Regions from separate parts of the Homo sapiens genome. Here all the other regions are linked to region 3. A link is a loop called in an ENCODE intact Hi-C map of the cell type or tissue named here. Cell type or tissue: PC-9. All regions are shown on one strand. Region 1 overlaps CHST3 (carbohydrate sulfotransferase 3). Region 2 overlaps CDH23 (cadherin related 23). Region 3 overlaps PSAP (prosaposin).

Region 1 (2,500 bases), 130 kb before region 3:
AGAAGGAAGAAAAGTGAAAGAGAAATAGCATGTCTCGGTAAAAAGAAAGCAAGTGGGTGACCTGCGAGGTCACAGTCAGTTCTTCATCCTCTGGTGGGTGACACTGCTTCGTGACTGGCAGGTTCTAGATTTCTATTCTCGGGGCCTCTTCAGACACATCAAACCTGCAGGACAGGCCCTCAGCTTCTCTCCGTGTCTCTAACAAGCCCCTGGAAGTCTCCAGAGGAAAGCCAGGCACCTGCGGCCCTGCCCTGTGGCTGGAGTGAAATTCCTTGCTGAAAATCAGTGTAGTCACAGTGCGGGGACGGGGGTGGCCCAGTGTGTTTTCAAAATATTTCCTCAGATAGCACTGTTTGGCTCAGACACATTAGCACTTTCCAGAATCTTGCAGATGGCGAGGCAGCTGGAGAGGAAGGGAGGAGAGGAGGGGGAAGCGGGAAAGGGTAGGGGAGATGCCCAGGGCTAAATCTCAGGTAGCTGTGTGGGCTGGGGCTGGCACAGGCACAGGCGGGCATCGGCGCAGCATGTGTGAACAGGAACAGCACACACATGACAGAAAGCTGATCAACCTGCAGACTGGTCTGCAGACGGCTAAGCTGTGAAGCCGTCTTATGAACCAGAACTTTTTTCAGAAGCCCAATATGTAGAATACGAACATGTGGACGTGCGGAGCGCAGGACTCACCCCACAACCACCCTCTCCAGAAGCCTGGCAGCAGCAGAACAAAGCAGGAACCAGAACCTTCCAGCAGTGCCCCACTCCCCAAATCCCAGAGGCTTCAGGGCTCGCTGACTCAGCTCAGCACAGCCACAGAGAACGAGAAGGGCCCTCAGCCACTCCCTGGATGCAAGGTGAGGACCCTCCGCTGCCAAGCCCTGGCTCTCCCCCTTCTAACCGGGTGCCTGGTTTTAAAGTTGGTCACTAAGTAAATTGAAGTTATTAAGAGATGGAAAATGTGCTTCCTATCCCACAGACTTAGTCACTCAGAATAGTGCTTGAGTTTCTGGAAATCATTGGTGTGACCTTACACCACCACCCCTGAGCTGATAGGACTCCAGCCCAAAGCAAAGAAACCTGACATTTTTGTCCAGGTAGCCTACAAAGTAAATGAATCTATGAGGGTTTGCTCACAGGTAGGCCCCGTCTTGGAGAGACATAACGGGAAAATTAGCTTTGGTCTATCCACCCTAAAGCAATGTTTAAGAAGCAAAGCTTCTCAGATGCCACAAAATGGAGAAAAGTCTCATCATTCTGCACCATCAAAGTTAAACTCACCAACCAACCAAGACGTCACCGTCTGCCTGCTGGGGAGGGTCCAGGCTTGGGACTGACTCAGAGGGAGCAGGGCTGAGCTGGGACCCCCGGCCGTCTTCTCTCCCATATACATGTTCCTCCTGTGCCCAGCCACCAGCGTCCCTGCAGCACAAGGACTGGCCAGCGGAGGGTGTGTTCCCTGACTTTTGAGGCTCTTAAAGTTAAGGAGGAGGGACTGGGCGGGGAGGGGGCAGGTGTAACCACAGAGGCCAAATAAGAACATCCCGGGCTGGCCTCCGAGGTGGTTGTTTACTTGCGGCATTCAGGAGAGGCTGAACTGGGAACTGGCTTGTTTATTTTCCACACTTTTTCTCCAAATCCTTTTCATAGAGTCCTCTGAAACCTCAGTGATAAATTTCCTAGGGCCCAGGGAAGCCACAGTCCCTCAGCACACAGCCATCTTTGTGAGGAGGTGGTGGGGGGTGAGGGGGATCAAGAGGACGGAGGGCAGCTGGAGACAAGAAGTCACTGGTGGTCAGGGGCTCCCGGGGCCCACCCTGCCCTCCAAGCTGGTGGCGGCCCAGCAGCCACAGGCCAGATTTGGGGCAATAGAGACAGAGGGCTGAAGCGTGTCCACCGGCAAGCACAGAACAAACCGTCCAGGCCTGCCAGGGGCCACCCCACACCCCGCTGTGGAGTCCACGCGCTCAGGGTAGGACCAGCAGCATTCTGTCATCTCTTTAGGCCTTAGAGAAGAAAAGGTGGCAAATATCATTTCTGTTTAACGAATGAAAAGGAGAAGTGTCTCCTCTCCTGAGGCATAACCTCACGAAAGCCAGAGACTCTCTGAGTGTTCCTTCGCAGCAAAGACCCTCTCTGTGCCGCCACTCTAGGAGTTCCCAGCAGAAGCATTCACGGCCCCTCCTGGGGCTTCACCCAGCATCTGACTACATTTCCAAGAACTTCCCATGCCTCAGGCACTGGGATGGAACCAGGGGTACAAAGATGGACAGCCCCGGCCCCTGCAGTGGGGTGGCTTCTCCCCACACCCAGTCCCCCAACTTCCGTCCTGGTCACTGTGTCCCCTCTGCAGTGGAGGGGGAGAGGGCTCCAGTTTCTTTGCAGCTCAGCACTAGGAAGGCTCTAAGAACTCACCCAGGTGGGCTTCCTGTGGAAGGTGGGCAGGGATCAGCTGGGCAGTGCTCATCCAATGCTCTTTGCGTCCTTTGAAGGGCGCCAGCCTTTC
Region 2 (2,500 bases), 71 kb after region 3:
CCCCGGATGCACGGAGGCTTTCCCAAGGTGCTGGAAGTGCCGCTTCCTTCAATAGAGCCTGGCTTCCCCTTCCCAGCCCCCTTGGTCTGATGTGAATGGACACTTCCTGCGGGGGCAGGTATCAATAAACACATCTGAGATGCCCTTTGTCCTCACTGGCCAGAAAGCCCCAGGGCAGACTTGCTGGCTTCAGGCCCTGAGCCTATGCCTTGTGACGCTTCCTTTCTTAGCCTTGGCAGCCCCAGTCCTGATTGATCCATGCCTCTGTTTCCCTCTGCATCTTGATAAAGACAGAACATAGTCTTTTCCTACAGCCCCAGCCCCAGCCTGTGGACCATCCTGGGGGATGGGGCCTGGCGGGGAGCTGGAACCAGGTCCCATTCTCTTTGGGATGTCCTGTGAGACCAAGGACGGGACCTTTTGCATCTAGTGCAGGGCCAGCCACAGCAGGCAATTAATAACTGTTTACTTGACAACCTCTAGCAGCTGGTCAGAGTTCAGCTGTTTGGGTGGGGCTTCCTAGGCCCGACTAACCAAGCTTGGGTCCCACCTCCAAAGGCTAGGGCGTTGCCTTGGCGACTGTGGGCTAAGCTCACGCCCTGTCATGAAAAATACACAGGCCTGTCCACACCCACACACACCCATCCCGTGCACACTCACAGGGGTCACCCGGGGCCTGCTGGGTGGAGAGAGGTGAAGGTCACAAAAACTGGCATTCTGAGAAGATGCCAACAAGAGCTCCTTTCCCTTGTACTGGGACAGAAACATCTGAGGGTGCCACAGCTAGAAATCTCAGGCACAGGTCCAGGCCCAAGTTCTGAGCAGATGCCCCTGATGGAACTCTGCATCCCCACAGCCTCCCTGCCTGGGCCTGGCCCATGTTAGGACCTTGGTAAATATTTGTGGAATGAAAGAATGATGTTTTCAGCTTGGGTCTGAGGCAGAGCAGGAATGTTGCACGGAGGGCGTGGAGGTCAATGCACGGTCAGTTCATTTTTTCTAAATAGCTGAAGGATGAGGCATCAGCCCCGCCTGCCCACTGGAGGGTTCTGGAGAGGTGGGTGGCTCTTCCTGTCTGCAGTGCTGGCCTGTCCAAGGTGTGAATCTCAGCTCAGTCACACAGCACTGTGTGGCCTTGGGCAAGTCACTTCTCTGAGTCTGTTTCCTCATCTTTAAAATAGGGATGATACCACCCATGTTGGGGGTGTTATGAGAACTAAATGTGACAGGTATAAGATGCTCAGCAAGAGCCTAGCACATAATACATGGTCATAAGACAGCTCTTCCCTCCTGCCCACAGGATTTTAGAGCTGGCAGCCCTCAGGTTAAGATGAAGAAACGGAGGCTCAGAGAAGGGTGGGATCTGCCCAAGGGCACACAATGAGGGCACAACTAAGTGGACACTGAGGCCCCAGGACGTTGCAATCCAAGCGAGAGTTTTACTCCTGAGACTCAGGCTTTCCCAGGTTCACGGCACTCTTCCTCTAGGTGGCCCTGCCTCCTTACCTGGTGGCAGGTGGCGGGTGGCGGGCGGGGGGCCTGGGTCTTGACAGCAGCACGGCAACTGGACGGTTCCCGCCTGGCACATGCTCAGGCCCAGGCCCCGGGTCATTTTCCTGTCCCACATGCTTTTGGCCACCCTGGAGCCAGGGGCTTTCCTCCCCACCCACTTTTCCCGGTCTCCGACAATGACCCAGGTGTCCAAAAGGATCTGCTCCTGACAATAAGCAACATCCTCTCGCCAAAGAATTGTAATTTTAGCCGGGCTGCACAGCTTCCCTGACAACACACAGGCATGTGCACAGATGTGGAGTCCGCGGGGCACGTGCAGGCCCCTCTGCGTGCTGTGCGCTGCCCCTCTCCCCCATGCCATGCCTTCGAGTGTCCTCCTAACGACAGGCTGCTGTGGGCCTTGTCCCAGCTGGAGTCTCAGACACAGTAAATGGGGTGTTTTCTGGCCTTCCCTCCCTCCCCAGGACAAACCCCTGTGGACCCTTGGTTTGTCCTGTCCCTCTGGCTTGTCCTGGACCCTCTCCTGTCTGGCCCTCTTGCTTGAAAACTGAACATCCTCCCCTGCTCCCCAAACTTGAATCCTAAGACAGCTTTTTTCTAAAAGGGGAACAACTCCTTTGGGACCTGTGGGATGGGTGGCCAGTGTGTGAGGGGTGGGGAGGTGTGGGGGATTGAGCAATGCCCCCTCTCCCGTACTCCCTGAACTCTGCTTTCTCTCTGATGCACCCACCCGCCGTGCATCTCAAGGAAGTTGCCTCCAGGGGAGAACATCCCTTCCCTACTGCTGCGGGTGCTATGGGTACAATCCTGGGGTCATTAACCCCATTGCTTAGACCCTGAGGGCTCCCAGCCTGGTGCCCTGCCCCACCTTGTTCACAGGGACACTCAGGCCAACAACCACGCTAGCCCCACTTGTCCACACCTCTGTCCACTTGAGGGCCCCCAACCCCACCCAGCTCAGCTTTGCGCATCTTGCTTTGGCTGCCAG
Region 3 (2,500 bases):
TCTTTTAGTTCAGCCCACCACTGAAAGGATCCCTCTTATATAGAATTGCTCATAAGTTATGCATTTTGTTTCTGCTTGTTTGCTTCCACTGTTGGTGAGGTCATCACCTAATGATGCCACTCATTCTCTCTTTTTTTTCTGAGACAGGCTCTGGCTTTATTGCCCAGGCTGGAGTGCAGTGGTGCTGGGGCACTGGAGTGCAACCTCCGCCTCCTGGGCTCAATCGATCCTCCCACCTCAGCCTCCTTGGTAGCTGGGACTACTGAGGCGTGCACCACCACGTCCAGCTAATCCGTTCTCTTTTTATGCCCCTGGGTGGATGTTAAATGCATTCTTTACCTGGAGCTGTGGTCTGCTTCCTTGCACCCATTGTTCAGAGATCTGTGGTCTGGAGCCACTCATACCAGCTCCACACCCTGGTGGAAGGTGTACGGGATTCTCCCCCTCCTTGGAGATGACCGCGTGTCTCTGAAACATTCCTTCTCCCGTCACTCATCCCCAGTCCTCCAGGGGACTCTCTGGGTGGGGCCCCAGGCCCTCCCCTCCCTGGCCTCTGCTGAGCAGCTCACGTTGCTCATGGGCGTGTCTCTCCTGGTGCTATTGGCCCTTGCTGTTCTGTTTTCCCTTTGAGTCTGCACAACTTCTCATGGAACCCTGTTAGTGCCATTTGCCCATCTTGTTCTCTTGGACTCTGTGTTAGCCTCTCTTGGCTCTTGCTGCTTCCATTTCTCATGTGGACGTTTTTGAATTCGCCTTCCAGTTAGGTGCCTGACATTGGTATCTCCCACCTCCTCTTCAGTTCTGCCACCTTGTGCCTGGGTGGTTGAGACCCACACATGAGCTTGCCTGTCCTGTCCCTCCCAGAAATCCCTGAAGCTTCCTGCAGTATCGCCCACGGGGTTGAGCCCTCACCTTAGGGTGTGTGGGGCAGGTGAGACCATTCCCCCAAGCACCTGAGATCTGTCTGCCTTTGCAGCCTGGCTGCCGCTACTTCCCTTGGCTTCGCTCCTGAAAAGACAGGACAGTTTCTTCCCTTCCCCACAGAGAACTGGACTCCTTTGGAATGTTCTGGAATTCCCCACTCCCTCTCCACGTAGCCAGCCTTTTCTGTCACCATCTTGCAGGTGCCAATTCCAATTTCGTTTTGAGGAAGGCTCCGTTAGCATTGCCTTGCCGCTCCCATTCCCACCGATGCGTGGGATCACACACCATTACTTAGATGTCTGTTCCTCCTGCTCTTTGGGGTAAAGAAAATCGTGACTGTTCATTTGTTCTTTGGCCTGAGGGCCTCGGGCTCTGCGCAGTCAGTGGAGCTGGTAGCCATGCCTTCAGCTGGGTTGTTTACCTGCTTGTGTGGAGAAAAACCACCCTTGCCTGTAGAGCTTTATGATTAATCCACAGCTGGGACCTGAGAAGTTCCTCAAGTGCTAGGAGAAATGTGTGTGTAATAAAGTTTCTGGGAAAGGGATCCATGTCCCCAAAAGGTTCTGACCCACTGTTTGATCCCCTCTTAGGAGATCTGCTCTGGGAGTGGGCTTTGCACCTCTTGGCGGCTGGGAGCTCCCCAGCACCACCCAGTGGTGCCTGCCCTGAGGACACGCAGTCTATGAACGTATGTCATCATGTCGTTCATCCTGGGAGATGGAATCCGTTGCATACCACAGGCTGTTTTTGTAACATGCACCTTTATGTTTGGCTTGTGGTTGGAGGTAGAAGGGGGTGTCTTGCTAAGAAGGCACTTTCTAGGAGTTGGAATTTACGTGTTACTTCCTGTGTCCACGGAAATCTGTTTTACGCTGGAACTTGACTTTATAGGCGTACCGAATTCTCCACCATGCGTATCTTTTTGCCTCCAGATCTGAGGAAGAGGCCTGCTGCCATTCAGTAGGTCATGGATTGGGAAGTGACAGTCAGTTTGTATTAGCTGGGCCAGTTTCAGATACAAGGGGCTGCCCAAGATTATTTTCAGTCCAGGTTGGCCGGACCAAAACAAGTAACAAAGTCATCATGGAAAACGATTATTGTTTCACATTCCTAGAGGAAGTAGGCAGCCTACAAAGTATTCTCACATGGGCCTGTGAGAGTGTGTTGTGTTCCGGAAACACTCTAGATTTTGGTCAGCTGTAGCTAGTTCCCTGCTGAGAGGGCTGGAGAAAGTAGCTGGGTGGACATTACACTGGATGAGCATTTTTAAGAATCGGGGGTGCTGGTCACTTGCCCCTGCTTTTGGTGGTGACTCCTCTGTCTTGGCTCTGGTCTCCTGAGGTCTGAGCCCATCCTCTTCTGGCTTCCCTGTGTATCACTCTGCCTTCCTCTGCCTAGAGACTCATTTGGTAGCCTCCTGTTCATCTTGATTTGGAGGTAGGGCTAGGCAGTGTATCATGGTGTCATCATGGGTCCTTTTCAGAGTCCTAGGGGCCCAGGGCCTGCTAGGGTGTGGTGGGAGTCATCAGGTCTGGGGTTCCTATTTGTGCTGTCTCTGTGACCGCACAGTCCCCAG

The links. Hi-C counts contacts between places; a loop is a spot of excess contacts. Peaks named below come from ENCODE experiments on the same cell type or tissue, not always from the same donor. Only the 100,000 strongest peaks of a DNase experiment are listed, where the experiment ranks them.
Region 1: it touches region 3 in a loop (3.0-fold over the local background); 2 of 110 quality-filtered maps call a loop at or near these places.
Region 2: a loop joins it to region 3, with 7 times the contacts of the local background. A loop is called at or near these places in 7 of 110 quality-filtered maps.

What each region holds. Positions count from the first base shown.
Region 1 is chr10:71,969,490-71,971,989 of GRCh38, reverse strand. The region is part of intron 1 of CHST3 (carbohydrate sulfotransferase 3); the gene reads right to left. Among named protein-coding and RNA genes, the nearest start is that of CHST3, 6.3 kb to the right of the region's middle. RefSeq lists enhancers at 1,322-1,865, 1,866-2,409. In PC-9, CTCF peaks have their summits at 1,336 and 1,543; a DNase peak (open chromatin) is centred at 1,489.
Region 2 is chr10:71,765,391-71,767,890 of GRCh38, reverse strand. All of the region lies in intron 38 of CDH23 (cadherin related 23), which reads right to left. All of the region lies in intron 1 of VSIR (V-set immunoregulatory receptor), which reads left to right. Among named protein-coding and RNA genes, the nearest start is that of VSIR, 6.9 kb to the left of the region's middle. RefSeq lists an enhancer at 355-1,554. In PC-9, no CTCF peak of the experiment used is centred here; DNase peaks (open chromatin) are centred at 100, 540, 990 and 2,340; H3K4me3 peaks cover 515 bases; H3K27ac peaks cover 2,500 bases.
Region 3 is chr10:71,836,396-71,838,895 of GRCh38, reverse strand. All of the region lies in intron 1 of PSAP (prosaposin), which reads left to right. Among named protein-coding and RNA genes, the nearest start is that of PSAP, 14 kb to the left of the region's middle. RefSeq lists enhancers at 1-710, 1,481-2,250, 2,154-2,253, 2,364-2,433, 2,251-2,500. In PC-9, a CTCF peak has its summit at 1,546 (motif pointing left); a DNase peak (open chromatin) is centred at 455; H3K27ac peaks cover 1,232 bases.